Linked DNA regions of Homo sapiens: region 1 is linked to region 2. A link is an interaction called in ENCODE POLR2A ChIA-PET data of the cell type or tissue named here. Cell type or tissue: OCI-LY7. All regions are shown on one strand. Each heading gives the region's core, and the rest is flanking DNA. Links, peaks and the distances in the headings are about the cores only. Region 1 overlaps LOC107985876. Region 2 overlaps THADA (THADA armadillo repeat containing).

What was found. ChIA-PET counts read pairs that join two places held together with the same protein. Peaks named below come from ENCODE experiments on the same cell type or tissue, not always from the same donor. Only the 100,000 strongest peaks of a DNase experiment are listed, where the experiment ranks them.
Region 1: POLR2A ChIA-PET joins it to region 2 with 9 read pairs; 20 of 35 experiments call an interaction of 5 or more read pairs at or near these places.

The regions. Positions count from the first base shown.
Region 1 is chr2:43,084,764-43,100,126 of GRCh38, forward strand. LOC107985876 reads right to left here. Exons shown (of 3, transcript XM_047446566.1): 2 at 13,195-13,277. LINC02580 (long intergenic non-protein coding RNA 2580) reads right to left here. Exons shown (of 2, transcript NR_151714.1): 2 at 12,983-13,277. It also overlaps the pseudogene RNU6-242P. Among named protein-coding and RNA genes, the nearest start is that of LINC02580, 10 kb to the right of the region's middle. RefSeq lists enhancers at 1-178, 1,728-2,267, 2,268-2,806. In OCI-LY7, for the core only: no CTCF peak of the experiment used is centred there; no DNase peak of the experiment used is centred there.
Region 2 is chr2:43,228,091-43,243,453 of GRCh38, forward strand. THADA (THADA armadillo repeat containing) reads right to left here. Exons shown (of 38, transcript NM_022065.5): 37 at 4,623-4,792; 38 at 2,761-3,253. The coding sequence ends at 2,858. It overlaps LINC01126 (long intergenic non-protein coding RNA 1126), which reads left to right. Exons shown (of 1, transcript NR_027251.1): 1 at 1-765. Among named protein-coding and RNA genes, the nearest start is that of LINC01126, 8.6 kb to the left of the region's middle. In OCI-LY7, for the core only: no CTCF peak of the experiment used is centred there; a DNase peak (open chromatin) is centred at 5,611; H3K4me3 peaks cover 603 bases; H3K27ac peaks cover 2,506 bases.

The DNA.
Region 1 (15,363 bases), core at 3,672-8,671, 140 kb before region 2:
TATCAGAAGCTCTTTTCCAGAAGCTCTGGGAAAGCATCTCCTTGCAAGCTCATTCGGGTTGTGGCGGAATTCCACTCCTGCAGTTGCAGGACTGAGGTGGCGGTCAGCCAGGGATCTCTATCAGCTCCTCGAAGCTGCTCTCTCTCGAGTCCTTTCCACATGGTCCCCTCCTTCTTCAAGTCATCAAAGATGTATCGAACCCTCCCTCACACTTCACATCTGTGACTTCCTCTCCTGCCCCCAGCCAGAGAAAACCCTCTGCTTCTAAAGGGCTCGTGTGATTCGATTAGGCCCCTACCAACTCATCTTTCTTTTCTTGGACTCAGAGTCAACTGATTTCTATCCTTAATGATGTCTTTGAAATCCCTTTGCCATATAATTTCACATGATCATGGGCTTGATGTCTTATCATGTTCAGGGGTTCGGATGGAAATATTGGGGGCCATATTTAGAATTCTGCCTACACGGGAAGCAAAAGTGCTTTGTCACCTCTAAAGTGCCAGACTTAGGCTCTCATTAGAGCCTAATGAGGGTCTAACCCTTAGGGAGGGTTTCCTTCCCTCTGCCCCAGGAGCGCAAAGGAAAGGGTGACACTGGATTAGGGGTGGCTGCCTGTGGCCCCTGCCCCTTCCCCTCCTCCTCCTCCTCCTCCTCTTGAGCCTACCTCTGGGCTTTTCATGACTTGGAGAGGGAGCCCTGTCTCAGGACCCCAGGACTTAATCTGTCCGTCACCTTCCCCTTCCAGATCTTCAGCCACTCCACACCCCCTGCAAGTTCCTTCCTGGGCTCTGCCCTTCCTTCATACTCTCTGGGTACCACTCCTTCCCGGGATCTACGACGGCGGTCTACACTCGCCTGCTCCCATCTCTGTCCACTGGAGCCTGGCGCCTACCAGCCCCCACTGCCTGAATCTGTTCTCCCTCCCTTATCCCAGTGGACACCTTCCAGGCCATCTCTGCCAGGCCTTCCTGTGATGGCAACCATAGAGTCTGTCTTGTACCTGCGGTATTATTCCCAACACCCACCCGGGTGCCAGGAGCATAGCAGACACTCTAGCAAACATTCGTCATTGTTTGTCTGCATCCACGTATCTATGTGGTCCACGTGCTAATGTGCTCCCCTGCCTGCCCCAAACCTGAGGATACGTCTCCTGCTGCCGCCTCAGCAAGTGACACCCATGTCACCCTCTCCCTCAGCCCGAGGGCAGTGACCACAGTGAGAGGAAGCATGAGTGTGGGTCCATCAGGATAAAAGGCCAGCACTGAGTCTGTTTCACGCCCCCTGCCCCCACCCCACCACACACGTGCACACACCACAGGCTCTGCGTTCTCCTTGGCCTAACGCTGGGGAGGGCAAGAGCCACCACCCACCAGCTTTCTACCCTTCACTATACCTGGGCCTCAACTCAGCTGGCCTCTCTAGGAGTTACTTGTGCTGGCCTTAATCTTTTTTCTTTTTTTTTTTTTTGAATCGGAATCTTGCTCTGTCGGGAATACAGTGGTGCAATCTCGGCTCACTGCAACCTCCTCCTCCCAGGTTCAAGTGATTCTCCTGCCTCAGCCTCTCAAGCAGCTGAGATTACAGGCACCCACCAACACATCCAGCTAATTTTTGTATTTTTAGTAGAGACGGGGTTTCACCTTGTCGGCCAGTCTGATCTCGAACTCCTGACCTCAGGTGATCTGCCCGCCTCAGTCTCCCAAAGTGCTGGGATTACAGGCGTGACCCACCACGCCTGGCCAATCTTTTTTCATTCCGTCCCTGCATTTAGGCCTATGTTCTCTTCCCCCAGAGACCCACCCACTTCCTCTTGGGGAGTCCAGCCGAGGACAGTGTGGCTTGAAGAACATTCTAATCCCAGCCCGAGAGCTCTGAGAGAAAAAATGACTACAAACCCTGGAATGTGAAGCCTGCTGCTTCCTGCAAAGCATTTTGAATGAAACACGTAACCAACAGCTGCAGCACAGAGAATGGAAACTCTGAGGAACGTCATGGCTCCAGGTTCCAAATAGCAGGGTTGTGAGCAGGACAGGCTCTTCATTTCAGCCCAACCTGGACACCCTCAGCAGCACCCCTCCCTGCTCTCCTTCCAGGAAGCGGGCCCGTCATGCCAAGGATGTGCCGCTGTTGCTCGCTTATTCCAAACACCCCCGGCCCCCAACACAGCCAGACATCCCCGTGTATAGGGGTGAGGCCCCCTTCCCACTCACCAGCCCCCAGAGACATTGAGGACACCCAAGCCCAGCCACTCTGCCCTCTCAGGAGCAGGTTAATGCATCCCTCAACATGACTCCCATCCTGGAACTCAGCCCCAGGCCAGGCTGGGCAGTGCCAGCCAATTCATGCAATGCAGGAAGATATCATTGCCAAAGCTGCTCTAGGGCAGACTTGGGGTGAGGGGGCAGGACAGAGAGCCCATGAGGAGCAAGAGGCCCTAGAATTGGAGAATTCCTGAAGATCACTCCTGCATGAAGGGGAGACATGCGAACATTTTTTCAACTTCTTTAGGGAGATATAACACACTCAGTAAAACACACTCGTCTTAATGGCGTGGCTTGATGAACTTTTACATACAAACACACCTGGATGAAATGTAGAACACTGCAAATACCCCAGAAGATTCCCTGGATCCCCTTCCCAGTCAACATTCGTCCCCCTCAGAGGTGACCGTGATTTGGAACTTCTCTCACCATCAATTAATTTTGCCTCTTTTTGAACCTCATTGAAATGGAATCACCAACAGCATGTGCTTTCATGACCAGCTTACCTAGTTCATCCTGTCTATGAGATTCATCCACGATGCAGACACACTAATGACCCCATGGCACCTCCCACACTCCAGGTGCTGTACCAAGGATGTCATGGTTACTTGTTTACACTAAGGCCTTGACATTGAACCCATTTTCCAGATAAGGAAGTTGGTTGAATCAGCAGTTCATTGCCACACAGTCAGGACTTGGAGAGACTGGAATTCAAACCCAAGAGAGAACCAGAACAGATTCTCTCTTCTATTTTCTCTTAACAAACTTACAGAGACCTGCCTCCATTATACCTAGAGATCTACAGCCTGGAATTTCCTCACAAGGGAGACCTGTTTCAGGGTTTTGTGCTCTTGGGAACCCAACAGGAGCACCCATTTTACTTTAGTCCCCTATTCCTTGGGGGACATGGGCAAGGCAGAAGAGGAGGGGTGAGCAGCAGGTGAGGAGGGGTGAGCAGCAGGTAAGGAGGGCGTCTCAGGAGGCCCAGACCCAGGCAGAAAAGGTTTCACAGGAAGAGAATGAAGAGGTTCATTCATTTAGTCAGCCAATATTTATTGAATGCCTGCTGTATGGCAGGCGCTGTCCTAGGCACTTACTTTTTGGTTATCTACCTGTATGTATCAAACCACTCTAAAATGCAGTGGCTTAAAATGGACAACAAACATTTATTATCTCTTATAACTTTATAAGTTGGCTGAGCAGTTCTTCCACTGATCTCACCAAGGGACTTTTATGCTGCTGCAGCCAGATGGCAGCTGGAACTGAAGTCATCTGGGAGCTAGACTGGGCTGGCTGAGTCAAGATGGTGGCCTCACATGTCAGGTACCCTGGAAAGAACCTGGAGGGCTGGGCTAGGCTGGGACTGGTGCATTGATGGGATTCCTTCTCTCCTGCTGTCCTGTATGGGCTCCTCCTTCTCCATGTGGCCCTTCCACATCTCCTCTTCATGCGCATTTCTCCAAGAGGGTATCCAGACTTCTTACATCACAGCTAAGGGCTCCCAGAAGTAATAAAGTGGAAGTCACCAAGCCTTATTAAAGTTTAGGACTGGCAATGGCTTGGCACCACTTTGGACATATTTTGCTGCTTAAGGTGAATTACAAGCCTGGACCAGATTCAGCACGGGAAGGAACTCTAGAAGGGAATGAATATCATCCAGGGCCATCTTTGGAGAGTAGCGACCACCCCCCCAAAAAGAAAATCATTGTCTTTTTTCATTTATTCAACAAACATTCACTGTCAGGCACATAGTTCCTTCTTAAATAGAGTACACTTAAAGTAAACACCACTTTTGTTTGACTCACTATCATTCAAGATACCAGCCACTGAGAAGCTCTGTAAAGGGTAAATAGCATTCATTGAGAGTTTACTGCATACCAGACCCTGAGCTCAGTGCTTTACAAAGTCTAACTCATTTACTCCTTACTTGTTTTCCCTCCTTTGAAGTAGGTATTATTGTTTGTCCTGTTTTCTAGATCACTTAGAAAAGAGGTTATGTATTGCTGAATAACAAACCACCTCCAAACTTAGTGGTTTAAAACAACAATAATCATTTATTATCATTCATGGTTTCTTTGGATCAGCTGGGAAGTTCTGGCTTGGGGTCTCATGAAGCTGTAGTCAGACTGTGACTGAGGATAGGATCAGTTTCAAGGCTTCTTCACTCACAGGTCTGGTGCCTGGGCTGGGAGGACACAAACAAGCGGAGGCTGCGAAAGCCAGGGTCTTTCAGGCATCTCTCTATCTGTGTGGTTTCTCCACATGAGCTCTCCAACATGGCAGCCCCAAAATAGCTGGACTTTTTTTTTTTGAGACGGAGTTTTGCTCTTGTTGCCCAGGCTGGAACGCAATGACACGATCTTGGCTCACTGCAACCTCTGCCTCCCAGATTCAAGCAATTCTTCTGCCTCAACCTCCCGAGTAGCTGGGATTACAGGCGCCCACCACCATGGCTGGCTAATTTTTTTTTGTATTTTTAGTAGAGATGGGGTTTCTCCGTGTTGGCCAGGCTGGTGTCAAACTCCTGACCTCAGGTGACCCGCCCACCTTGTCCTCCCAAAGTGCTGAAATTACAGGCATGAGCCACCGCGCCCGGCTATAGCTGGAGTTTTTTACATGGCCACTCAGCAATCCAAAGGCATATATCCAGAGAGACAGAAGCTGCGTCACTTTTCCTGATCCAGAACTTGGAAGCCATGCAGTGTCACTTCTACCTCATTCTATTTGTTAAGGCAGTTAAAAAGGCCTGCCCAGGTACAGCAGGAGGGAGAAACAGTTCCATTTCTTGATAGGAAATGGGTCAACAATCTGAGCCATATTTAAAACCACCATAGTCTATCCTCTGGACATAAATTATTTACATTCCTTTCACATACAAAATATACTCATTCCTTTGCAAAGATCCCCCAAAATCTCATCTATTATGGCATCAGATTTAGGCTAGAGAGGTCTAGGATCCCATTATATCAACCATTCAGGTATGGAGGAAGTTCCTCAGATGTAATTCCTCAGGCACATTTCCTTAAGTACTATTCCTCTTTATTCAGAGACTTGTGAACTAAAGAGACAAGTTATCTGCTACTGGACCGCATGCAGTGGCTCACACCTGTAATCCCAGCACTTTGGGAGGCCAAGGCAGTTGGATCACCTGAGGTCAGGAGTTCAAGACCAGCCTAGCCAACATGGTGAAACTCTCTCTCTACTAAAAATACAAAAATTAATTGGGCATGGTGGCAGGCACCTATAATCCCAGCTACTCAGCAGGCTGAGACAGAAGAATCGCTTGAACCCAGGAGGCGGAGGTTGCAGCAAGCCAAGATCACACCATTGCACTCCAGCCTGGGCAACAAGAGTGAAACACTGTGTCAAAAAAAAAAAAAAAAAAAAAGTTATCTGCTGCTTACACACTGAACATCCAATGATGAGATAGGCATAGTGTAGCCACTATAAACACTCTTATTCAAGAGAGGGGAGAGGAGGCACAGAGCCATGACTGGTCCATAGCAATTCTGAAATCCATTCAGGCTCATATTGTGTTGCCAATTTCTTGATTAGGGCTCAGTTCTACTGCCTGGGAATGATTCTTTGTGGCTTTTGGCTCTGTTCTCTAGATTCTTGGTTCCACCTTCTGAATCATCCTTCTTTCTCTATAAAAAATGGCTGGTGATATGGTTTGGCTATGTCCCACCCAAATCTCATCTTGAATTTCCACGTGTTGTGGGAGGGACCTGGTGGGAGGTAATTGAATCATGGGGGCAAGTCTTTCCCGTGCTGTTCTTGTGATAGTGAATAAGACTCACGAGATCTGATGGTTTTAAAAAAAGAAGCACAAGCTCATCTTCTCTTTGCCTGCCACCATCCACGTAAAATGTGACTTGCTCCTCGTTGCCTTCTGCCATGATTGTGAGGCTTCCCCAGCCATGTGGAACTGTAAGTCCAATTAAACTTCTTTCTTTTGTAAATTGCCCAGTCTCAGGTATGTCTTTATCAGCAGTGTGAAAACAGACCAATACACCTGGTGTTTCCAACTGAGTAGTTTTCAGCTTGTTTCCTTCCCATAGAATTTTGGGGGTCCAAAAGCCTTTTTTCATTTCACACTATTCTGACCCTTTTTGCCCAAGCTGGTGGTGCTTCTGACAAAATAATTCTATTAAAAACTGTGTGGGTTTCCCATGAATCCTATTGGGGCTCACTCTGTTAGTCAAAAGCTATAACCAAACATTTCATCAAGAAAACATTCTCTACATTCTCAATGTGAGGCTGGTGTAAAACGATTTACTTAAGATACTTAGAAGCCCTGTTGTTTAATGAAGAGGATCTGTGAGGCACACTCTTTTTCATTTTATTTTTAATTTGTTTTTATTTTAATATGAAGTGCTTCATGAATTTGCATGTCATCCTTGCACAGGGGCCATGCTAATCTTTTCTGTATTGTTCCAATTTTAGTATACGTGCTGCTGAAGCGAGCACTGAGGCACACTCTTGAAATACTTAGAGGGCCTTTGTCTATTCAAAATATTTTATGAAGCCTTAGATATTTCTGAGATTTTAACAAAGGTTCTTATAGTCCCACTCTGGGTTTTATCTTTGTCCTGAAGCCCTTTCATACTTTGAGAATCTTTTGCCATCTGGGAGGCTGAGAATGAAAAGCAGATTTATTTTCAAATCCAGCAAGCCCCTGGCTCTTGTATATGTTTTATAAATTTTGCTTGAAAGTTAAAGCTTCCTTTTAACTCATCTTTCTCTGTCTTTATCATATACAGCTAAAATAATCCAACTAGCATTTTCTAATCCAACTAGCATTTTCAACAGTCTGCTTAAAAATTGTTTTAGCCCAAACCATTAGTTCATTAGGCATATTTTCTTTTTCATTTTTCTTTTTTTTCTTTTTTTTTTTGAGACAGAGTCTTACTCTGTCACCCAGGCTGGAGGGCAGTGGCACAGTCTCAGCTCACTGCAACCTCTGCCCTCTGGGCTCAAGCGATTCTGCAGCTTCGGCCTCCCGAGTAGCTGGGATTACAAGCATGAGCCACCAAGCCCAGCTAATTTTTGTATTTTTAGTAGGGACAGGATTTCTCCGTGTTGGCCAGGCTGGTCTCGAACTCCTGACCTCATGTGATCTGCCCACCTCGGCCTCCCAAAGTGCTGGGGTTAGAGGTGTGAGCCACCGTGCCCAGCCTTCATTAGGCACATTTTCTATTGCTCACATAGCTTCAAGTGACAATGTTACTAACTTTCTTCCACCACGTAATAAGGGTTTGTCCCCTTTCCTCCTGCTTCTAATAAAAATTTCTCACTTTCCTTTAAGCCCTCACCAGCAACTTCCTTGAGAACTATCAGACTTCCATCAACAATATCCTCAAAGTCCTTACAATCTCTACCCATCTCCCAGTCCTAAAGCCACATGACTTAGGTTCTGTGATGGCAGCATTCCGTTTCTAGGTTATAGAAAAGTCTGCATCAGCTATCTATTGCATGATAAGAAACCATCCCCAAACAGTGGTCTTAAGACAACAACAATCATTTATTTTGTTCCTGAAATTTGAGGGTTGACAGAGACTAAGCTAGGCAGTTCTCACTCAGGGTGTCTCATGAGTTTGCAGTCAATTGGTGGCTGGGGCTGAGGTCAGCTCAAATGCTGGGGTCTAGACTAGGAGGTTCACACTGCTTGGGGCTGGATGGCTGGAACTCCTCAGGAATCTCTCACTTTAAATGCAGTCCCTCTACAAGGCAGCCTCAGGGTAGCTGAGTTTCTTTCACAGCAGCTGAAGCCTCCCGACATGAGTGTCCCTAAAGGAATCATCAGAAGCTGCAGGGTCTTTTCTAACCTAGCCTTGGAAATCACACAGTGTCACTTTTGCCACATTCTATTTGTCTAGGCACTCCCACATTTCCACCCAGGTTCAAAGGGAGGGGACATAGGCTCCACTTCTTGATGGAAAGAGAGTCAAAGGATTGTGTACACGTTTTAAAACACACAAATGTTTAAGTAATATGTCCAAGGCCAAATAGCTGGAAAGTGACAGAGTTGAGGTTTGAACCCAGGCATTCTGATTCTAGACTCACATTCTCAACTGCTAGTCTACACTGCCTCCTGTAAGTTGTAGACACAAATGGTCTACATGATGCAGAAGTTGGGGAGACAGGGGTTCCCTGGCTTGGGAAAGTTACTGTCTTGCTTTTCTGTACTCACCTTCCTTTCAGAAAGGTAGTAGGACTCATATTACCTTCTTCTGGGGTGGAGTGGCTTCCTGACTGTAAAATGAATGAACAAATCAGAGCTGGAGCAGCCTCCTCTCAAGGAATTATCTCTTCCTTGAGATCATTTTCTTCCCATGGCCATCAGTGCCTTGACTGGTTTCCATGTCACTCTCATTGTGGCCTTCAGACACCTCCTTGTCATCTGTTCCTGTGATCTTGCTCTTAACTTCTCACCACTAGTTTTTTAGTTTTTTTCACAGGGGGATGGAAGAGTACCCTTTGGCATTTCTTTCTTTCTTTCTTTTTTTTCTTTTTTTTTTGAAATGGAGTCTTGCTCTGTCACCCAGGCTGGAGTGCAGTGGTGCAATCTTGGCTCACAGCAACCTCCGCCTCCTGGGCTCAAGTGATTCTCCTGCCTCAGCCTCCCGAGTAGCTGGGACTGCAGGCGCGCACCACCATGTCCAGCTAATTCTTTGTATTTTAGTAGAGATGGGGTTTCACCACATTACCCAGGCTGGTCTTGAACTCCTGAGCTCAGGCAATCTGCCCACATTGGCCTCCCAAAGTGCTAGGATTACAGGCGTGAGCCACCACCCCTGGCCTATCCTTTGACATTTCAAGAATGTCTGCCAGCCTGTTTGGAGGAAGGCATCCTTTCAAGCCTGAAGATCATTCATCAGAAGATGAGGCTTCTGTGGACTTTATCAGGCCAGAGAGTTTTTCTACATTTCCTTTAAGTCTTGACTTTGAGCAGGTTTGACTTTTAACATCTTTGTCATGAGCCTTAAAGTCCAGAATAGGACTTGCATGATAGTCCATGTCCCGTGAATCTTGTCTGGAATAGCCCTTCATATTCTGAACAATGCCTAGCTGCAGAAGACAGATCATCCCAAAAGCACATGGTGGACAGGTGTAAGGCCGCCATAAATGGGGATGTCATCTGTGCAATGCACAAAAGGGCTGGGCCAAGGAAGTGAGCAGAGTATGGCCTGAAACCCAGCCCGTGCTCCACTGGCCAAACCTTCCACCCTCGTTAGAGGCTGTGTCCGCCTGAAGGAAAGAACAGCTTTTTCTTGCTTGTCCACCCAGAGTCAGGCATCTTTTTCTAACTCAATAAAGATACCATATGTATTAACAGCAGCACCAGGGGAAGGTGAGAAGACAAAAATATAGTAACCTACTCCATAGGACAAGTAATAGAAATCAACCCTGACAAATCACAATAATATGACAAAATTCACAATAATGAATAAAACATTACAACTACAGTCAAATCCCTGCCCCAAGCCCTTCTCTCTCCCACTCACACAGATATGAGTGCCATCCTAAAGTCGGTGGCATCATTTCTAAGAGTGATTTTGGTTTTGACCTTTTGTTTGGCCCTAAATTTCAAGAAAAGGTTGAACAATTGAGCCTCAGGAAAGGATGTAAGCATCTGGAGTCAATGCATCTCCTCACCAGAACATTCCCATTAAAGCAACCACATTCCCACAGCTCCCTGTCTCTGCCCCAGTTCAGAATTCCAGAATCTTGAGACAGATAATCTGATTGGCCCAGCTTTGACCCTCTATACCAATCAGCTATGGCTAGGGCCAACAGGAGTCATAGAATATAGCATCTATACCATAGACAACTGCTCAGCCCCCTTGCCATGCGTGTCAGGTTGGTGCCCAGAGAAAAAGCCCTAATTGTGAGACTTCCAGCCCTCCAAGAATTCCTAGAGCAGTGCAGTACGATTGTCTAGGATTTGTGATCTTCCCAAAAAGTCCTGGGAAGTTGATCTGACCCAACAAGTGAGAACAAAATGCTCCTATAGCTCTTTAGCCATTTCATTTCACCCTACAGACAGCAGGCAGTGACATTTTCCATTTTCCACATTTTTCCAAAGATCTTATTTATTAATGCTTTTAGCATCAATAAAAAGTCAAATTCTTCATATTCTTCTCCTTATTAAGACTGTGTCATCGGGTATGGTGGCTCATGCCTGTAATCCCAGCACTTTGGGAGGCTGAGGTGGGTGGATCACTTGAGGTCAGGAGTTCAAGACCACTTGGCCACATGATGAAACTCCGTCTCTACTAAAACTACAAAAATTAGCCGGGCATGGTGGTGCATGCCTGTAATCCCAGCTACTCGGGAGGCTGAGGCAAGAGAATTCCTTGAACCCAGGAGGCAGAGGTTGCAGTAAGCCGAGATTGAGCCGAATGCACTCCAGCCTGGGTGACAGAGTGAGACTCCGTCTCAAAAAAAAAAAAAAAAAAAAGAAAAAGACTGTGTCACAGAAGACTAGAGCATTCAGCTCTGTAAAACTGTTCAGAGGCCAACCTAGCAACAGAAATGAATTCTACTTTGGGAGGCCAAGGCAGGAGGATTACATGAGGCCAGGAGTTCAAGACAGTCTGGGCAACATAGCAAAACCCTGTCACTACAAAAATAATTTAAAATTTAGCCAGGGCCAGGCACAGTGGCTCACATCTGTAATCCCACTTAGGGAGAACAAGAAGGGAGGATCACTTGAGTCCAGAAGTTTGAGATCAGCCTGGGCAACATAGCAAGACCCCATCTCTATTCAATAATTTAAAAAAAAAAAAAATTAGCCAAGCGTGGTGGCATACAAGACTGTAGTCCCACCAACTTGGGAGGCTAAGGCAGAAGGATTGCTTGAGTGATCCCTGTCTCAAAACAAAAAAAAAAAAAAGAAAGAAAGAAATGAATTTTGACAAAAGCCACAAAATTAGTTTGTAGTGTCTTGATTGGCAACCTCTTAAAATATTTTTTAAAATTATGATATACAGTCATGAACCACATAATGATGTTTCAGTCAACAAAGCATTGCATATACAACAGTACTCTCATAAGACTACGATACCACATTTCTACTGTACCTTTTCTATGTTTAGATACACAAATACTTGCCATCGTATTACACTTGTCTTCATTATTCAGTACAGTAACATGGAGTATGGGTTTGCAGCCTTCAAGCAATAGGCTAGACCATATAGTCTAAGTTATATAGTCAGCTATTCCATCCTAAGTTTGTGTAAGTACACTCGATAATGTTCACACAATAACAAAACTGCTTAACAACGTATCTCTAAGAACTTATTCCCCATCATTAACTCATGCATGACTGTATTTAAAATGTACACAAAATGGTTTAACAGAAACCCTCATAGCCTCTCCCCAGATTCAACAGATATTAACATTTTGTTTCAGATTATCTTATCTTTTTTAAAGGAATAAAACATTACAGCTACAGTCAAATCCCTGCCCCAAACCCTTCTCTCTCCCACTCACACAGATATGAGTGCCATCCTAAAGTCAGTGGCATCATTTCTAAGAGAGATTTTGGTTTTGAGCTTTTGTTTGGCTCTCAGGTGCAAAAGTTTGAGTTCATCATTCTCCTCGACGGCACGCTGTCATCACCGTTCTGTACAGAGGCCCTCTCTTGTTTTATTTATTTATTCCTTTAATCCTCATTCACCAGCCCAGTCCCCCATCCATAAATGAGGCAACCACATTAGTGTGTTTGACATCACATCTTTGTCTGTGTCTCTACAAAACATACGTTGCTGACTGGGTGCGGTGGCTCACGCCTGTAATCCCAGCACTTTCGGAGGCCGAGGCACGTGGATCACCTGAGGTCAGGAGTTTGAGACCAGCCTGGGCAACATGGTGAAACCCCGTCTCTACTAAAAAGACAAAAATTAGCCGGCCATGGTGGTGGGCTCCTATAATCCCAGCTACTCTAGAAGCTGAGGCAGGACAGTCGCTTGAACCCTAGAGGTGGACGTTGCAGTGAGCCGAGATCGTGCCATTGCACTCCAGCCTGAGTGACAAGAGCGAAACTTTGTCTCCAAAAAAAAAAAAGTGGCCTTTCTCTGTGCATGTATTTTTAGTTTATATGAATGATGTGCTGCAGATTTCATTCTGTTTCTTGCCTTCTTCAGGCAGCACTGTTTTAAGGTTCATCCACATTGTTGGGTGTACATCTAGTTGGTTCTGCATTCGTCTCATTGTGTTATACTTATCCCATTCTTATTCCATTCCCTAGGTGAAGTGGGAGAGAGAGGGGCAAACTGAGGAGATGATGGGCCTGTCCTTGAGACTCCATCCTAGGAGAGAGATACTAATACCCCCTTTCTAACCACATGTGTACATGTGTGCAGGCACATGTACACACACACACACACGTATCCCTTCAGCTGGGGACCCGGGAAGGTTGGGGTGGGAGAAAGAAATAGGGAGTTCAGTCAGAGGAGGATCTATCCTGGAGCTCTGGTACTGTTAAATCTAAGTCTTTGCCTCCTCCAGGAAGCCTGCCTTGACCACCCTGTTCCATGCAGGTCTCTCCCTCTTCTGGGGATGGCAAATGTCATTTAATCATACACTAGTCTAGTCTAGTCTTTCTGTTACTATCTCCCTGATCAGACTGAAATCCCATTAAAGGGAAAGATCATCTCTTGTTCTTTTTGTCTCTCTTGCTCAAGGCCTGTCCCAGAGGAAGTGAGAGCAGGGAGTGGGAAGTTGGATTTCGCTTTATTCGGTTCTACTTCCTCTGTTTTAGGAACATGCCATCTTTCAGCAAACAATTATGTGCCAGGTTTGTAGAAGTCTGGAGAGGAAACACATGCACTGTGCCAGCTCTCGGGGGCCCTTCTCATGGGAGTTGTGAACATCCAAACACGAAGCTGGAGGACAAAGTGTAGGGTACACAGATCTGAGCATGTACCTGGGGCGCAAAGGAGGAACCACCAGCTCAGTGCACAGGGAGGCCAGGGAGGGCTTCTAGCAGAGGTCACAACCAAGCTGAACCTGAAAGAGAAGAGTTAAGCTTAGAGCTGGGCTTGGAGCAAGGGGAATATGAATTAACATGGGGAGGATGCAAGAAATCTTGTGTGCGTTCCAGTCATTATGGCTGTGTAACAAATTATCATAATATTGGCATAAAACACCCCTTAATTATGTTTGGTATCCAGTCAGGGTCAGGAATCCGGACAGGGCACAGCAGGAGGAGCTTGTCTCTGCTCTCTGTTGACTGGGGCCTCCACTGGAAACACTGAAGGCTGGAGTTTGGAATCATCTAAAGGCTCATTCACTCACAAATCTAGTGGTTGAGCCTGGTTGCAGGTTGGAGGCCTCAGATCTCCTCCACATGGGTCTCTCCATGTGGGCTAGTTTGGGCATTTCCATAGCACAGTGTTTAAATTCCTACAGCACACATCCCAAAGAAGAGAGAGCGAGCTAGGTGGAAGTTCTAGCTTTTATATGACTTAGCATCAAAAATCATCCCTTTTGCCATAGTCTGTTGGTCAGACCGGTCTCAAGCCCCTATCCCAATTTGATGAGAGGAAACAGAGACCCCCTTCCTCTCAGTGGGAGGAGTGTCAGTCACACTGCAAGAGCCTTTGGGTTGGGAGATATATTGTGGTGCAGTCATCTTTGGAAAACACAATCCCCACTGCCTGTGTTGATGGGGATGGGAGGGGGTAGGGGAACAACAATAGACCAGTGTCTACTATTGCTGGAGCACCACGTGCAAGGTGAAGGCAGGCGGAAACAAGGCAACTGGGATAGGTCAGGCCAGGTTCTGGAGGGTCTTAAAAAGCACATGTAGAGGTTGGGTGCGGTGACTCATGCCTGTAATCCCAGCACTTTGGGAGGCTGAGGCAGGCTGATCACAAGGTCAGGAGTTCCAGACCAGCCTGGCCAACATGGCGAAACCCCGTCTCTACTAAAAACACAAAAAATTAGCTGAGTGTGGTGGTGCGCGCCTGTAATCCTAGCTACTCAGGAGGCTGAGGTAGGAGAATTGCTTTAACCTGAGAGGCGGAGGTTGCAGTGAGCTGAGATCGCACCATTGCACTCCAGCCTGGGCGACAGGGTGAGACTCCATCTCAAAAAAAAAAAAAGCACATGTAGGACAATGCTTACAGGCAAAGGAAGACTTTGGAAGCCCCAGGACTCCTGCTTACTTATTCCCATCCACCCAGCATCTCCTGTGTGTTGGATCAGAAAATATGCAAAGCCCCCCATGAGTACCTGAAGCAGAGGAACTCTCAGGGTTTAGGCTTTCACATAGGCTGGCTCTTCAAATGTATGGTAAGATGGTGGAGAGCAGTAAAGCCAGGTCTGTGTCCTGGGAGTTAGAGTCAAGAGTAGCTAGCCAGCAGCTTCCTACCCCTGTTCCTATGTTCGCATACACACCATATGTACCTGGCCAAGCCCAGTCTCTCAACCTGAGTCCCATGGATGCTGCTGCTTGGGTGGCAGGTGGGGACTCTTCAGAAGTGCCCTGCCAGGTCCACTTTGAATGGTCCTAGGCAGAGCACGATCCATGCTTCATACACACAGGCTCAGGAGGTGTGGGCCAAAGGGGTAGCATGATACCAAGAAGAGAGCTTTAGCTTGGGATGGGAGTCCTGTGTCCTGATCCTGCCTCTGCTCAACCAGCTGTGGGCCTCAGGGAGGACATTTCCTCTGCTGGACCTTGCAGGCAAATGCAAGGATTGGACTAGACAGGAGTTTTCTCCAAGTGTACTCCTTGGAACTCATGCATTAAAATCACCCACCCAGAAAACTACAGCGAGATACCACCTCACACTCACTAGAATGCTAAAATCACAAAGACTGACAATATCAAGTGCTGACGAAAAGGTAGAACAACTGGAACCCTCATATATTGCTGGTGTGGATACAAAATCATATAGCCACTTTAGAATCTAGTAAAGCCAAATACCTTCTCTATGACCCAGCAATTCCACTCCTAGACATTTACCCAAAAGACAAAAACACGTGTTCACAAAAAAAAGTCTCGTACAAAATGATCATAGCAGCTTTATTTATAACAGCCAAAAATTAGAAACAGTCCAGGTGTCTGTCCATCAACAGGTGAATGGAT
Region 2 (15,363 bases), core at 3,331-8,330:
GGCTGGAGTTCAGGTCCTGCCCCAGAGAAATCATGTGGTCTTAGGCAAATCACATCATCTCTTTGGTACTTGGGTTTCCTTGTTAAACGAAGATAATATTCTTGCTTTATTCATCTCTCACCTTTGGCAAGGTGCAAATGATATCTGTGAAGGTGTTTAAAAGACAAGCAAGAACTAAACCATCTTTATGTATTAAACCAAATTGACAAAAGCGTAAGGGTGGAGAAAGCCTGGCTTCTGAACTGTGGCCAGATGGACAGAGAGCCACAGAATCATGAGTGCAGAGCTGTGGGGGCACCCAAGTCCTGGACCCTAGGACTCACAGCCAAGAGCAGGTGACCTCAGAGGGACCAGTTTCACTTTTAGCACCTACCCTACACTGACCCCTTGACATACCTGGGCAACTGTGGTCTGGTTTGTTCTTTGGTGAGATGACCCCAAACATCTCACCAAACTGTGAAACAGCCACTTCCCTAGGCACTCCTATTAGGTTAGTAACAAGATTTCAGATACAGAACCAGTGGAAACATCTGTTTGAAACAACGTCCAAATCTGGGGTGAGTCCCAGTCAACAGCTGTGAGAACACCCACTTTGCAGATTAGGATTCTGGAGATAACATGTGGACATGTTACGGGACATGCTTGTGTACAGAGTACCTGCTAGTATAAAATGTCTAATGTAGCTGCTTTTATTTCATTTTAAATGGAGAAAAAAAGAAGTGCTGGCCATTTCCAATGAGCTGGGCTTTGTTGGGCCAGTTTCATTATTATTTTTCTGTGGTTATCACCACATTTATTTTACCAAGTCCCTCACTTCTCACCAGCTAGGTCTTAGAACAAAAAGTGTTAGGTTGGCAGCTTTCCATCAGGTGTGGGCTACACAGTTTCCTAACTAGGTAATTAATTCAGGATCACAAAAACCACATTTGGGGCCGAGTGGTTGCAAAACCACCCAGGGAATTTCCTGTTCTCTTTAGGACAAAACTTTGGACACTGAGTTAACTTCTTTCCTGCCTCTTCCTACAAAGCCCCTTTCCTATACTTCCAGTATGGCTGCTTTTTTGTTCTTAAATTCCTTTCTTTTAGTGATGGGGTCTTGCTGTGTTACTCAGGCTGGAGTGCAGTGGCCTTTCACAGGCATGAACTCCTGGGCGATCCTCCCACCTCAGCCTCCTGAGTAGCTGGGATTACAAGTGTGCACCATCATGCCTGGCTTACAGCTGCATTTTTAGTGTTAGATGGTTTTCTCTCGAAGAGCGATGAATTACATTTGAAATATGAGCTTTTCTGCAGTAGGAAATGATTGTAAACTCACTCTCCTCTAACCCGCCCCTTCAGACTCTGTGAAACATCAATGAAATTACTCTAAGTGATCATTTACCTGAGTACTTTTTTTTTTTTACAGACCCTAAAATCTGGAGCAAATTTACATACTATGAAATGTTTTTTTCAGATCAGTAGGATGAAAAATGAATGCGGATGAAGCTACTACCCTTCCAAAGCTATGATTCTCAAGATAACTATTAGTGGGTAACACTTATTCTGAAATTATAAATGAAAAATGGTGAGCCAGTGAAAAACTGGACCAGCAGCAAAACGTTTGCAAGAGCGCCACCTGCTGGATGTGTGAGGAAGAGGGCTGGGCTGGGCTTGAAAAGGAAGAAAATCATTAAGGTTTCTAGATTAAAATCACTGCAAAGGATGTGAGAGAGAGAGAGAGAGAGTGAGAGTGTGTGTGTGTGTGTGTGTTTGAGTGTTTGAGACGAGTCTCACTCTGTCGCCCAGGCTGGAGTGCAGTGGTGCGATCTCGGCTCACTGCAACCTCCGCTTCCCGGGTTCAAGCAATTCTCTGCCTCAGCCTCCCGAGTGGCTGGGATTACAGGCGCCCACCACCACGCCCAGCTAATTTTTTTTGCATTTTTTGTAGAGACGGGGGTTTCACCATCTTGACCAGGCTGGTCTTGAACTCCTGACCTTGTGATCCACCCGCCTCAGCCTCCCAACATGCTGGGATTACAGGTGTGAAACACCGCGCCCAGCTGATAAATGTGTTTAATGGCATTTTAAGTGAGACACTTGTTACTGCCACCAAGCGATAGGTAAACAATGTAGGCACAGAATAAGTCATTTTCTCTGACTCTCCTTTCCCCAGGTTCCTCCTCACAGCTAAGAGGACGGATATACTTTCACTGGGTGGCAAAATCAGGTTTCCTAGCATTAGCATACTTTTTGGGGGGTAGGGGAAATGCTCAATGGCTCTTTGAATAATTAGGATGGAATGTGTAGGTCACTGCAGGACTTAACACATGCAGACAATAAAAATAAATTATTTGTGCAAAGTTGATCCTGAATTCTCCCAGGATCCAACATTTGGAACATATTTCTGCTTTGCTAAAATGGAACAAAATTCACAAATCTGACCAAATGGGCTGTTTGCCAACTAATCCAGCCCCTACATAAAGCCAGAAAAGGGGAGAGGGGAGGGATCATGTGTATGTGCTAAAATCCAACTCTCTGTAGTCATTTCACAGAGAATGCAGGGCGGCTATGGCAGGGCATTAGAGGCCCTGGGGGATGAAAAAGGCTCATTCAGGCCTGCAGGTGGCCTGCACCTGGGGACAGAGTAAATCTGCAACGGAGTCGCCTCACTTCCTACAGTAGCAGCAATAAAATAGGCTGCCCTGAATGAGTGAACTGAAGAAAAGTTTCTCTGTAAGGAGTGACAGACGACTGGACTCACAGAAGTAGGGGAGGCATGAATGGGATAAAATTTTTGAATTTATGTTCAACATGTTTCCTGCAGATTTAGTGGAGGAAAAATCCACACATACCCCCATCCCAATCCCCCAGATTTTCTTCAACATGCCGCTTCTGTTCTTGGAAGAGTTAACTGCCTCGATTCTGCATAAGAGTCCCAAACACTGAGAACTAGGGTGTCTTCCCCTTCCTTTCCTTCCAAAAAGGCCAGCAGCCTCAAGCAAGCCAAAGTCCTTTCCTCTTGAATGCGTAGTCTTGTGAACTCCACTGTCTTCACAAACTCAGCAGCTGGTGGAAGCTCTCTGAAGAACTGAGACAGGAGGTGGCACTGCTCTGACACCATCCTTTGAAGGTGACAGAGCATCTCAGGGCTTGGGGGACGCCAGCCGGACTTTGAGAGGAGACAGAAGAGGTGCTTGCAGAGGTATTTCACAAAGATCAGGGTCTCGGCCCAAAAGTTGACTTCTGCTTTTTCAAACAGGTAGTCTTCTTCCACCTAAATCAGATGAAAAAGCCGAAAGTCAGTCTTACAGGGAATGGTGACAAGCCCCAGTCCAGACCAAGCAGTACCCTGCCAGATGCAAGAGGGGTTTCCCTTCCCCCACCTGACAGAGGGTGCACTCTTGCCTGTCAACATCCATGTACACACACCACTTGCAGCCTTGAAGGTCACCTTCTATTTTCACTCACTGTATTTCTCCACCAGAGAGGAATTTTTTCCCCAGACTTAACATGACCTTGGATAAAGATGTGTTTGTGGTTCAAAGTCAAGATACTTTGGGGGATGGATGCTGAAAAGGGGACTTCAACAAGGGAGTGGGCTCTAGAGTTTAAGGTGCAGCTGGAAATTGGAGAGGAGGGAGGAAAGGTCATCTCTGCAGCAGGCCAGAGAGGAAGGAATCTCCAAACACAGGACACTAGGCTGTGTCCTGTTTCTATAACACTGTGATTCTCAAGGTCCTTTTGTCAGACACTTACCATGTCTCCAAATTTCTCATAAAGAGGGACAATGCGTTTTGAACCCTTGGCCTGCTGGGGATGCCAAGAAGGCCAGCTGAGTCAGATGCTGGTGGCGATCAATTTCAGTTCTCAGGATGCTTTTGCTGCTTGTCTTTGTCCTCAGTTTCCCTATCTGTGACTGCACCCACCCTGGAGGGGGCTAATAATAGTTTTCTTCAAGCAGGAAGTTCCCAGCAAAGATCCTAATTCTCTGAAAATGCTTCACCCTCAGACCTAACTTTGGGAAGCCCCAGGCTAACTCCAATACTGACTAACAAGCAGTCTCCATAATAAAACTCTCCGCATCCAGGGGCTTCTTTTTTTCTTTTCTTTTCTTTTCTTTTTTTTTTGAGATGGAGTCTTGCTCTGTTGCCCAGGCTGGAGTGCAGTGGTGCAATCTCGGCTCACTGCAACCTCCGCCTCCCAGGTTCACGCCATTCTCCTGCCTCAGCCTCCCGAGTAGCTGGGACTACAGGCACCCACCACCATGCCCGGCTAATTTTTTGTATTTTTAGTAGAGACGGGGTTTCACCGTGTTAGCCAGGATGGTCTCGATCTCCTGACCTCATGATCCGCCTGCCTTGGCCTCCCAAAGTGCTGGGATTACAAGCATGAGCCGCTGTGCCCGGCCAGGGGCTTCTTTCCGAGTTCTCTCCCCTGGCTAAGCTGGAGGCTGACCATCAGCACCCCAGAAGTCAGCCTAAGAGTGTCCCCGTGTCCTCGGCAGCACCCAGTGGGTGACTTTCCTAGTGGTTCCTGCTCTGTGTCTAAGCATGCAAAAGCCCAGCTGAGGCTGTAGGTGCTGCATCTAGCGGGTTTAGGACACTCCAACCCTGCCTCCTACTCCCCTGACACCCCGGGATCACCTGATGCATGCTCTCCACACAGGCCACGAGGTCATCACTCTCTCCCAACAGCCATCCCAGCAGGATGGGCAGTCCAGGGGCCAACTGGTCCCACTGCTGGAGCAGATCACACAGGACGGCCAGGGCCAGGGCCAGAGCGATGGAGGCATCCACCTGGCAGAAGGCAAACTCTGCAAAGACAGGAGAAAGGTGAGCAATGAATATACTGCTCAGGGCCGACCCCAGGGCAGCCTGCAGGACCCTGGGAACAATAAAGGCCTCAGGTAAAATCGCTGCCACCAGCCTGGCAGGGAAGCTGGTAGGGTGGGCTCACTGGAGACGATTAATCACCTTCTGAATCCTGCTATTTATACTGTTAGAATGAGTCATAGGCCTGAACCCACTGTTTCCATGCCCCCTAACTCAGTGTGGACAGAAGCAGTTCCATCTGCAGGATTAGAGAGTTATCTCCCCTCTGCTCCTCCAGTGTCACCAGAAGGATCAGGAAGGCTTCCCTGTCCAGTGTCTCCTCTGCACATCTGCCTGGATTTGACTGGTTTGCCCTTTCCTTGGAAAGCAGATCTCTTGGGCACAAGACACATCCTAGAGCAGGGCATCGGCAAGCTTTTCCTTAAAGGGCCAGAGAGTCAATATTTTAGACTTTGCAAGCCTATACCTCCTCACCTCGGCTGAAAGCAGCCATGGACAATCTGTAAACAAATGGTTGTGGCTGTGTTCCAATAAAACTTTATTTATGGACACTGAAATTTGAATTTAATGTGTCACAAAATATTATTTTTTCCCAACCAATTAAAAATGTAAAAACCATTGATAGCTCATGGGCTGTAAAAAGCAGGTGGTAGGCTGCATTTGGCTCCTATTTTGCTGCCCTCTGTCTCGGAGTTTTTTGTTTTTGGACCCTTGTTTTCCTGGGTGCTTGGAGGAAGGGCACTGAAAGAATAGAAGGGTGCAGAAAGAGGAAGCAGGGGGCCTTGGGGAAACCATTGCTTATTTCAACATTTGGCCTTAGACAATCCTAAATATGGGTTTGGAGGGAGGCTCAGGGGTGTTGTCACTTCCCCTAACAACTCTGCCCCTCCCATCCCAAACCTGGAGGGTGTCTGAAACACGGGACTGAAAGCCCACTGCACAATGGACCTCTGTAGGCCCATCTTGCACCAACTGACATTGAAAGGCCTGTCTTTCAATGATGCATTTCTATTGAGCCCTGATCACTCCCAAATCCACATCTCTAACTTGAGCACACAGACTTACCCTGACCATCTGGCCCCCGAAAGACTTACTCGGCACACAGGCAGACGACCGAGAATCTGCAACAGCAGGCTTAGTTCCCGTGGGTGTTGAACCAGGCTTACTGGGATGGCCCCACTGAGGGCCTAGTGAGTGCCAGGCCCTGATCAAATGCTGTCTCCCCAGTCCTTCTAGCATCCTATGGGTTGGGTATTATGTAACCCACTTGCACACATCAAGAAATTACAGTTGGCAACAAGTTTCATGGTGCATGCAAAGCGCAGATTTGGAGACCCAGCATCAACAATCCAGAGGTTTTGATGGTGGGGTCAGCAGGGGTAGTGACCCTGCAGTAGGGCCAGGACTATTCAGAGGTCACACAGCAGCACCTAGTTGCATGTAAGCAGGTGAAAGTACTGATCTCACCATCTTGAGAGCTCCAGATAAGTCCCCCAGGACACTTGCCCTTTAGTGTCCCCGTTCCCCATGCTGCTTGCTCTGCAGCCTAGAACCCAGATTTAAACCAGGAAACAGAAAAGGGGAGGGGGTGAAGGTGCATTTTGGCTGTGGGTCTGAGCCATGTGTTGACTGGGCCTCTACCTACAATACAATCTCCATTTTTACCTCTACCTAACTCCTTTCTGCAGTTCTCAATTGGCTGAGAATCTGTATAGAGAAGGGATAATTAAGTGGCCTTTTTCTTTCTTTTTTCCCTTCAACTTTTATTGATTGATTGAGACAGAGTCTGTTGCCCAGGCTGGAGTACAGTGGCGTGATCTTGGCTCACTGCAACCTCCGCCTCCTGGGTTCAAGCAATTCTCCTGCCTTAGCCCCCAAGTAGCTGGGACTATAGGCATGTGCCACCACACCCAGATAATTTTGTTTTTGCCCAGCTAATTTTTGTATTTTTTGTAGAGACTGGGTTTCACCATGTTGGCCCGGCTGGTCTCAAACTCCTGACCTCAAGTGATCTACCCACCTCAGCCTTCCAAAGTGCTGGGATTACAGGTATGAGCCGCTGCACCCAGTGGGTTTATCACTCTTTTTTTTTTTCTCAGACTGAGTCTTGCTGTATTGCCCAGGCTTGTGTGCAGTGGCGTGATCTCAGCTCACTGCAACCTCCACCTCCCGGGTTCAAGCGATTCTCCTGCCTCGGCCTCCTGAGTAACTGGGATTACAGGCTCCTGCCACCATGGCTGGCTAATTTTTGTATTTTTAGTAGAGATGGGGTTTCACCATGTTGGCCAGGCTAGTCTTGAACTCCTGACCTCAAGTGATTCACCCGCCTCAGCCTTCCAATGCGCTGGGATTACAGGCATGAACCACTGTGCCCAGCTTATCACTTTTTTGTTGTTGTTGTTTTGTCTTGAGACAGAGTTTCGCTCTTGTTGCCCAGGCTGGAGTGCAGTGGCACCATCTCGGCTCACCGCGACCTCCGCTTCCCAGGTTTAAGAGATTCTCCTGCCTCAGCCTCCCAAGTAGCTGGGATTACAGGCATGCGCCACCACACCCGGCTAATTTTGTATTTTTAGTAGAGACGGGGTTTCTCCATGTTAGTCAGGCTGATCTCGAACTCCTGACCTCAAGTGATCTGCCCCCTCGGCTTCCCAAAGTGCTGGGATTACACCCATGAGCCACTGTACCTGGCCTCCCACCACTTTTTTTATGGTCTCCTTAAGGCAAGGACTGAAAGCCCAACAGGGAAGAAAAAAATTTCATCATCCATCAGCAAAATCAGTATCTGCAGCTCAAGTGACATTCCTGTTGAGTCCATAAAGAACCTATGGGGGTGACCAGAGATGCCACCAAGGAAGGCTAGGCTGCTGCACTAGCCCCACCTGACAGGACAGGTAGCCTCTATCCTGCACCATTTTTTTTTTTTGAGACAGAGTCTCGCTCTGTCGCCCAGGCTGGAGTGCAGTGGCGGGATCTCGGCTCACTGCAAGCTCCGTCTCCCGGGTTCATGCCATTCTCCTGCCTCAGCCTCCCGAGTAGCTGGGATTACAGGCACCCGCCACCACGCCCGGCTAAATTTTTTTTGAATTTTTAATAGAGACGGGGTTTCACCGTGTTAGCCATGATGGTCTCGATCTCCTGACCTTGTGATCCACCTGCCTCGGCCTCCCAAAGTGCTGGGATTACAGGCGTGAGCCACCACGCCTGGCCCATCTTGCACCATTTTGCCATGAATCATGGTTAGGAAGGGGCAGGAGAGTGGCGGGATGACAGGCAAAAGGGAAGAGCTGGTGTGATGTGGCCAGAAGTGGGTCTAGATAGAACTCTTAACTACCCAGACTCCAAGCCTGCAAGGCAAGGACAGAAGAGGAAGGAATGCTGAGATGTTTTGGGGATGCGGGGGGAAGGATGAGTTGGATTTAGATCTCCTGCTTGAGGGACCAGCTGCAACCTGCCAAATTCGGTCTCTTACTACCTTGCCCTGGACTAAGACAGCTCAGCCAGAACTGCCTAGATCTCTACTGGCCAAATGCCTTATGAAGGGAGGCTGGAGTAGGGAGAGGAATTTGTCACTTAAGCATGCAGGCCAGCTAGGCTCTTACAGGCTGGCCAGTCCATCAAGGAAACAAGAAAGCAAGCAGCCAAGCAACAAGTGTGTTTTAAGAATCTGCTGAGAGGCTGGGCTCAGTGGCTCACACCTGTAATCCCCTAATTTTGGGAGGCTAAGGTGGAAGGATCACTTGAGACAAGACCGTGTTGCTACAAAAAATAAAGAATCTGCTGTGTATCCAAAACAATCTTGAAAAAGAAAACAAAATTGGAGGACTCACACTTCCTGATTTCAAAACTTACTACAAAGCTATAGGAATAAAGACAGCGTGGGCCGGGCACGGTGGCTCACGCCTGTAATCCCAGCACTTTGGAAGGCCGAGGCGGGTGGATCATGAGGTCAGGATATCGAGACCATCCTGGCTAACATAGTGAAACCCCGTCTCTACTAAAAATACAAAAAAAAAAAAAAAAATTAGCCAGGCATGGTGGTGGGCGCCTGTAGTCCCAGCTACTCGGGAGGCTGAGGCAGGAGAATGGCGTGAACCCGGGAGGCGGAGCTTGCAGTGAGCCGAGATCGCGCCACTGCACACCAGCCTGGGTGATGGAGCAAGACTCTGTCTCAAAAAAAAAAAAAAAAAAACCAGGGAATAAAGACAGCGTGGTACTGGCATAAGGATAGACATATAGATCAACAGAACAGCAAGGGCAGATTACACAAATCAACAGACTGAGAGTCCAGAAACACACCCTCACATTTATGGTCAAATGATTTTTGACAAGGGTACCAAAATAATGGGGAAAAAACGGTCTTTTCAACCAGTAATCCTGGGACAACTGGATACACACCTGCGAAAGAATGACGTTGGACCCCTACCTCACACAATATACAAAAATTAAAATGTACCGAACACCTAAATGTAAGAGCAAAAACTAGAAAACTCATTTGATTTTTTTTTTTTTTTTTTCTGAGATGGAGTCTGTCTGTCACCCAGGCTGGAGTGCAGTGGCGCAATCTCAGCTCACTGCAACCTCTGCTGCCCAGGTTCAAGCAATTCTCCTGCCTCAGCCTCCCTGAGTAGCTGGGATTACAGGTGCCTGCCGCTGTGCCTGGCTAAACTTTTTATATTTTTAGTAGAGACGGGGTTTCACCATCTTGGCCAGGCTGGTCTTGAACTCCTGACCTCGTGATCCACCCGCCTCGGCCTCCCAAAGTGCTGGGATTACAGGCGTGAGCCACCACGCCCGGCCTTGAGCCACCACGCTTGGCCTTAGAAAACTCACAGAAGAAAACATAGAAGTAAATCTGTATGACCTTGAATTAGGCAACTACTTCTTAGATATGACATCAAAAACACAAGCAACACTAGAGAAACTGGGCTTTGTCAGACTGGGTGCTGTGGCTCATGCCTGTAATCCCAGCACTTTGGGAGGCTGAGGTGGGTGGATCACCTGAGGTCAGGAGTTCGAGACCAGCCTGACCCAATAGGGTGAAACCCTGTCTCTACTAAAAATACAAAAATTAGCCAGGCGTGGTGGTGGACACCTGTAGTCCCAGCTACTTGGGAGGCTGAGGCAGGAGAGTTGCTTGAACCCAGGAGGTGGAGGTTGCAGTGAGCCAAGATCGTGCCACTGCACTCCAGCCTGGATGACAGAGCAAGATTCCATCTCAAAAAAAAAAAAAAAAAAAAAAAAAAAAAAAAAAGGAAGGAAAGAAGGAAGGGAGGGAGGAAGGAAAGAAGGGAGAGAAGGAAGACTGGGCTTTGTCAAAATGGAAAACTTTTGTGCTTCAAAGTAACATCAAAAAGAAAGTGAAAGGATAATTCACAGAAAGGGAGAAAATATGAACAAATCCTGTCTCTGACAAGGGACTGTATCTAAACTACATAAAGAACTCTTAATACTCTTAATAAACACATGAAAAGATGCTTAGCATCATTAATCATCAGGAAAATGCAAATCAAAACCCCAGTCACATTCCACTTCACACCCACTGGGATGACTATAATAAAAAAAAGTTAAGTTTTGGCAAAGATGTGGAGAAATTGGAACCCTCATACATTTTTAGTGGGAGTGTAAAATGGTGTAGCCACTTTGGAAAACAGTCTTGCAGTTCTCCTCAAAAGATTAAACCTATGACCCAAAAACTGCACTCCTAGGAGTGTATCTAAGAGAGAGAAAAAAGACACATCCACACAAAAACTTGTACATAAATGTTCATAGCAGCCTTGTTCATAAGAGCCAAGATGTGGAAATAACCCAAATGTCCATCAGCTAATAAATGGATAAATAAAATGCTGTTATAAATTCATACAATGGAATAGTAATCAGCCACAAAAGGGAATGAAGAAGCAGGAGGTCTAGGTGGGAAGGTAAGACAAACACCCAGGCAACAGCAGGGACATCAGGTGCTCAGTGGAGTGGTTCACATGCCAAGAGCTGTGGGAGCTGGGGGTTGGTGGGAGGAAGACGTCAATGTGGGGAATAAATGATCTCCGAGGCTCTTCCTCCCACCGGCTACACTGCTAGGGCAAGAAGAAATATGCCCTAGAATCTTCCTGGAGTGCTTCAAATGGGTGGGGTTAGCTGGTACACATTCATGTCTGTGGTAGGCCTACACAAGTGGGATTAACATGTGGTCATTTGGAATCATGTTGGAAATGTGATGGATCAGCATTTAGAATTGGTTAATCTGGTGCCTTCCATCCTTGTGAAGGGATAACTCACTGGGACTGCAGAGGAGGGAAGCAAACCAGAGCCTTCAGGGCTGCTGCAGTATAGCCTTCATCTTGCTACTGCCCCAGCCACATCAGGGCTCCCCATCCAAGGCAGATGCCTAGCTATCAGAAACCCTGTTATGTGCTGATACTCCCTGGTGCTTCTTCTCTGCCTCCACGATGAGCGCCTCCACCCCCATCCCCCGCCCCCCAACAGGGCTGGAGGTGAAGACCCAGGCCTCACACAGTGTGTTGCCTCCACTACAAATCTCAGCCTCTGATTCCCCCCACTAGGGGAAGTGATTATTAATTTCTAGGCAGGTAGACAGGTAAGTCACAGACTTTGAGGTTGCTTTCAACTACTGAATGAAAGAAAGATGTCAAAGTGGATGTCTTCCAGGTGCCAACCTTGAAAACTATTTCAGACCACGGATTAAAAAGCCCATGGTCTGATTTTAAAGTATTATGGGGGAGATGACTTCTAGACTAAGGCCATTGGTCAAGTCTGCCTTCTAGTCCTTCTCAAGAGAGGGCAATCAGCATAGTAAATGCTGTGCAAATGGCAATGGGTTGAATTCTCCCTGCCCCTAGCTCTGGAGAATCCTCCTTCAGGCATCTGAAAAATCCCTCAGCTTTAGGGGACTGGCCAAGGTGTTGGGTGGCCCTGCCATCCAACCAACTCACCACCCATCCACCCACTCACCCATTCACCCATCAATCTGATATTTTATCTACCCACAAGTATTTATTGATCACCTGTGTGTGGAGGACGCTGTGTGAAACATGAGGAAAACCACCCAGAAAACCACTCTAAGAGAGAGAAGAGTTGCCAGAGGCAAGCTGACCCACACGAAGTGTGACGAAACAGTCGAAGACGGTGTGTGACACAGACAAATTATATCATGAGTAGGGGTAATCAAAAGACAGAAAGGAAAAACAAATGTGGAAGGAGGAGGTGGCTTCACAGACAGGCTAAGCAGGGTGGGTGAGAGGACACACACAACCGAGAGGCAGTGAGGAGCCCAAGCTTGGGCCGCAGGGAGACAAGCTGCCCACTAAAGGGAGGACTGGAGGCGAGGCCAGGCAGGCTGGGGTGGCCTGGGCAGCAAAGGCAGCGTCTGACGGAGTGAGTGTTACTGCACTTTCTTTTTTTCTGAGCAAAAATACATTCAGGTTTCATGAGGCCGTTTCCAGATAACCTCATTATTTCTAGTCTTCTCCATGGTCGTCTTCACTTCCCCTTAGCAGGGGAAGAGCCTGAACTTTAAATTAGTCATGAAAAACAAGCTCGGTTCAGCTGACTCTGCCAGTCAACATTTCCTGGGGCTGCCAGAAGCCTCTCAGTCCCCTACCTCCCCTTACCCTCTACTCCGAGACTAGCCAGGGCTCTCCACCCACCAGGGCCATCAGAGCCCAGGCTCAGAGCTGGGATTCCAGGTGGGGCACTCTGTGAGTACATTCATGGCCATGCTATCAAATGCCATCATTTCAACCTTTACCACCAATTAAAAGCTCCCAGCTGACCCCTACTGGAGACAAATGGCCCAGAGGAAGGTCAGTGTCCTAAGGAATGGAAGGGGATCATCTCCCCAGCTGCAAAGAACCCAGTAGGAAGTCTGGGTCGGGGAACATAGGTGTTTGTGGTTAACAGTCTCTGTCCTTTATCTGAAAATTTAAAAAATTTCATCAAAGAAGAACCAAATGTGCTGGCCAGAGCTCTCAAGGGCAGCCCTAGTCCCAGCATGCACTGGGCCAAGTGCCAGGGCCGGGTGCAGCACCAGGACTATGGCCCACCCTCTCTCTGCCCTCGTCCCTGTCTGTGCCCTTGTCCACAGCCATCCCTTCCCCCAAATCCCTACCTGGCCATGATATTAAGTCTGGGGGGAATTCAGACTTCACCGGGCCCAGGTGGACCCCTCTTCCTTTTTTTTATGTTTATTTTTTTGAGACAGGGTCTCACTCTGTCGCCCAGGCTAGGGCAAAGTGGCACAATCACAGCTCACTGCAGCGACCTCCCAGGCTCAAGTGGTCCTCCCACCTCAGCCTCCCTGGTGGCTGAGACTACAGGCACAAACTACCATGTCCCCCCTAATTTTTGTATTTTTTGTAGAGACGGGTTTTGCCACGTGGCCCAGGTTGGTCTTAAACTCCTGGGCTCAAGTGATCCACACACCTAGGCCTCCCAAGGTGCTAGGATTACTGGTGTGAGCCACTTTGCCTGGCATCCTTTTTGTTTTAAGTCTTAGAGCCTACTATTTAAAAGAAAGTATATGCGGAGGCAGAATCCAAACACACACAACTTGGGTTCTAAGCTGAGTTGTGTCAGCTAAACTGTACTAAACAGTCCCTTTGCACCCCTGTCTGGACTTACCAGCAGTGTCTGGACAGGGGTGCAAAGGGACTATTTAGTACAGCTCACATGGATTTAAAAAAAAATCAGGGCAATTCTCATAAAGATCCAAATTTCTAGCATCTTTTGAAAATTAGGAAAATCAGACTGTGGTGTCTCTAGGCCTGCATTAGAAGACGGCAGCAGCTGCTGGAGCAGAGCGGTGGCCACGCCTACAGAAGGCGGATGCTTCCAGCCTGGGACCGCCCTACTGCCTCCCATCGCGCGCCTTTCACGTGCGTGCTCACTTGAGTGGTCTCTGTGGACATGTGAGTTGGTGACCCCTGTGAAATGGTACTGAAGAAGGCAGCTGGCCCCAGGCCCTCCCCTTACTTTTACAGGAGAGAACACTGAGTCCCTCAACCAAACCTCATCTCAGTGGTCTCCCCACACTGCTATCTGGGCCTTCCCCCTCCCTCCAACTCTCTTGGCTTTGATTCACTCACCATTCCCTGCTCTGGGGTCCCTTCTTCCTCCTTTTCACTTAGCCTGCCGGCCTGTCCCTCAGGACGCAACGCAGATCCTGTGGTGTTTCTCAGCCCACTGGGGACTTTTTCTCCACTGTATCTGCACAGTGCTCAAGGTGTTCACAGATGCTGAGGGGGGCACTTCATGGCTGAACCCTGTGTCTTTCCTTTCCCAGGACTGTCTATAAAACCAACACTGGGTACTGCCCAGATACCACCCGCTTAGCACTTGACTGTGGTCTTATACTATGCAATTTACTTGTGACTTGCATTTTCCCATTGGGGAAAAATCCAAGATTGCAAGAATAAGGTCTAGGTAGATAGAATTATTGTTGCCATTTTATACTCAAGGTGACTGACATTTAGATAAACAACTTGTTCAAGATCATACAGGATACAGGTTGCAAGTGGTAGGGCCAGATACAAATCCAGGCTTATCTGACTCCAGCACTCCAGCACCTATATTCTTTTTTCTTTTTTTTTTCTGTGCAGACAAGGTCTGGCTCTGCCACCCAGGCTGGAGTGCAGTGGTGTGGTCTCAGCTCACTACAACCTCCATCTCCCAGGTCAAGCCATCTTCCCATCTTAGCCTCCCAAGTAGCTAAGACTATAGGCACACCATCATGCTTGGTTAATTTTTGTATTTTTGGTAGAGACAGGGTTTCACCATATTGCCCAGGCTGATCTTGAACTCATGAGCTCAAGTGATCCACCTACCTTGGCCTCCCAAAGTGCCGGGACTACAGGTGTGAGCCACTGTGCCCGGCCCAGCACCTACATTCTTGACCACTTTGCTAAGCTGCTCATAAGTACTGAATACATGGATGGATGGATGGATGAACAGAATGATTATTTTCCGTTTTCCATTCTGTGCCCCTCCTCCACCCTGCCCAGTGCCCCAAGATGCTGATTTCAATAGACTGCCTTACCCAGGTGTCCTTGCCACCGGGCTTCTAGCTGACTTCTCCTAATGTGAAGGGAGCACTGGTATACTGGAGGGTAGAAGTGAGAGGAGTTGGCGGTATTTCTTTCTTGCACCCTCCCCAGAAAGTTGCGAAGATTCTAGCAGTGGCTGCATCCCTCATGGCTAGGGCACCTGCTGGGCAGCTCCTCCTCCCTGACTTCCACTATTCCTGGGGTCTCCCTTTCAGCCAGAGGGGTGGGAAGGGCTTCCTACTGTTCTTGTCTGTAGGTGCCTCAACATCATGACTGCTTCCCTTCACCCATGGTTCTCAGCCAGAGGGCACACTGCTCCTAGGGTACATCTGCCCGTGTCTGGAGACATTTTTGGTTGTCAGAGTCAGAGTTGGTGGTGCTACTGGCATTTAGTAGGTAGGGGCTAGAGATGCTACTCAACATTCTACAGTGTTCACGATAGCCCTACCACCCCAATTAATGTCCACAGTGCCAACGATGAGAAGCCCTGCTGTAGG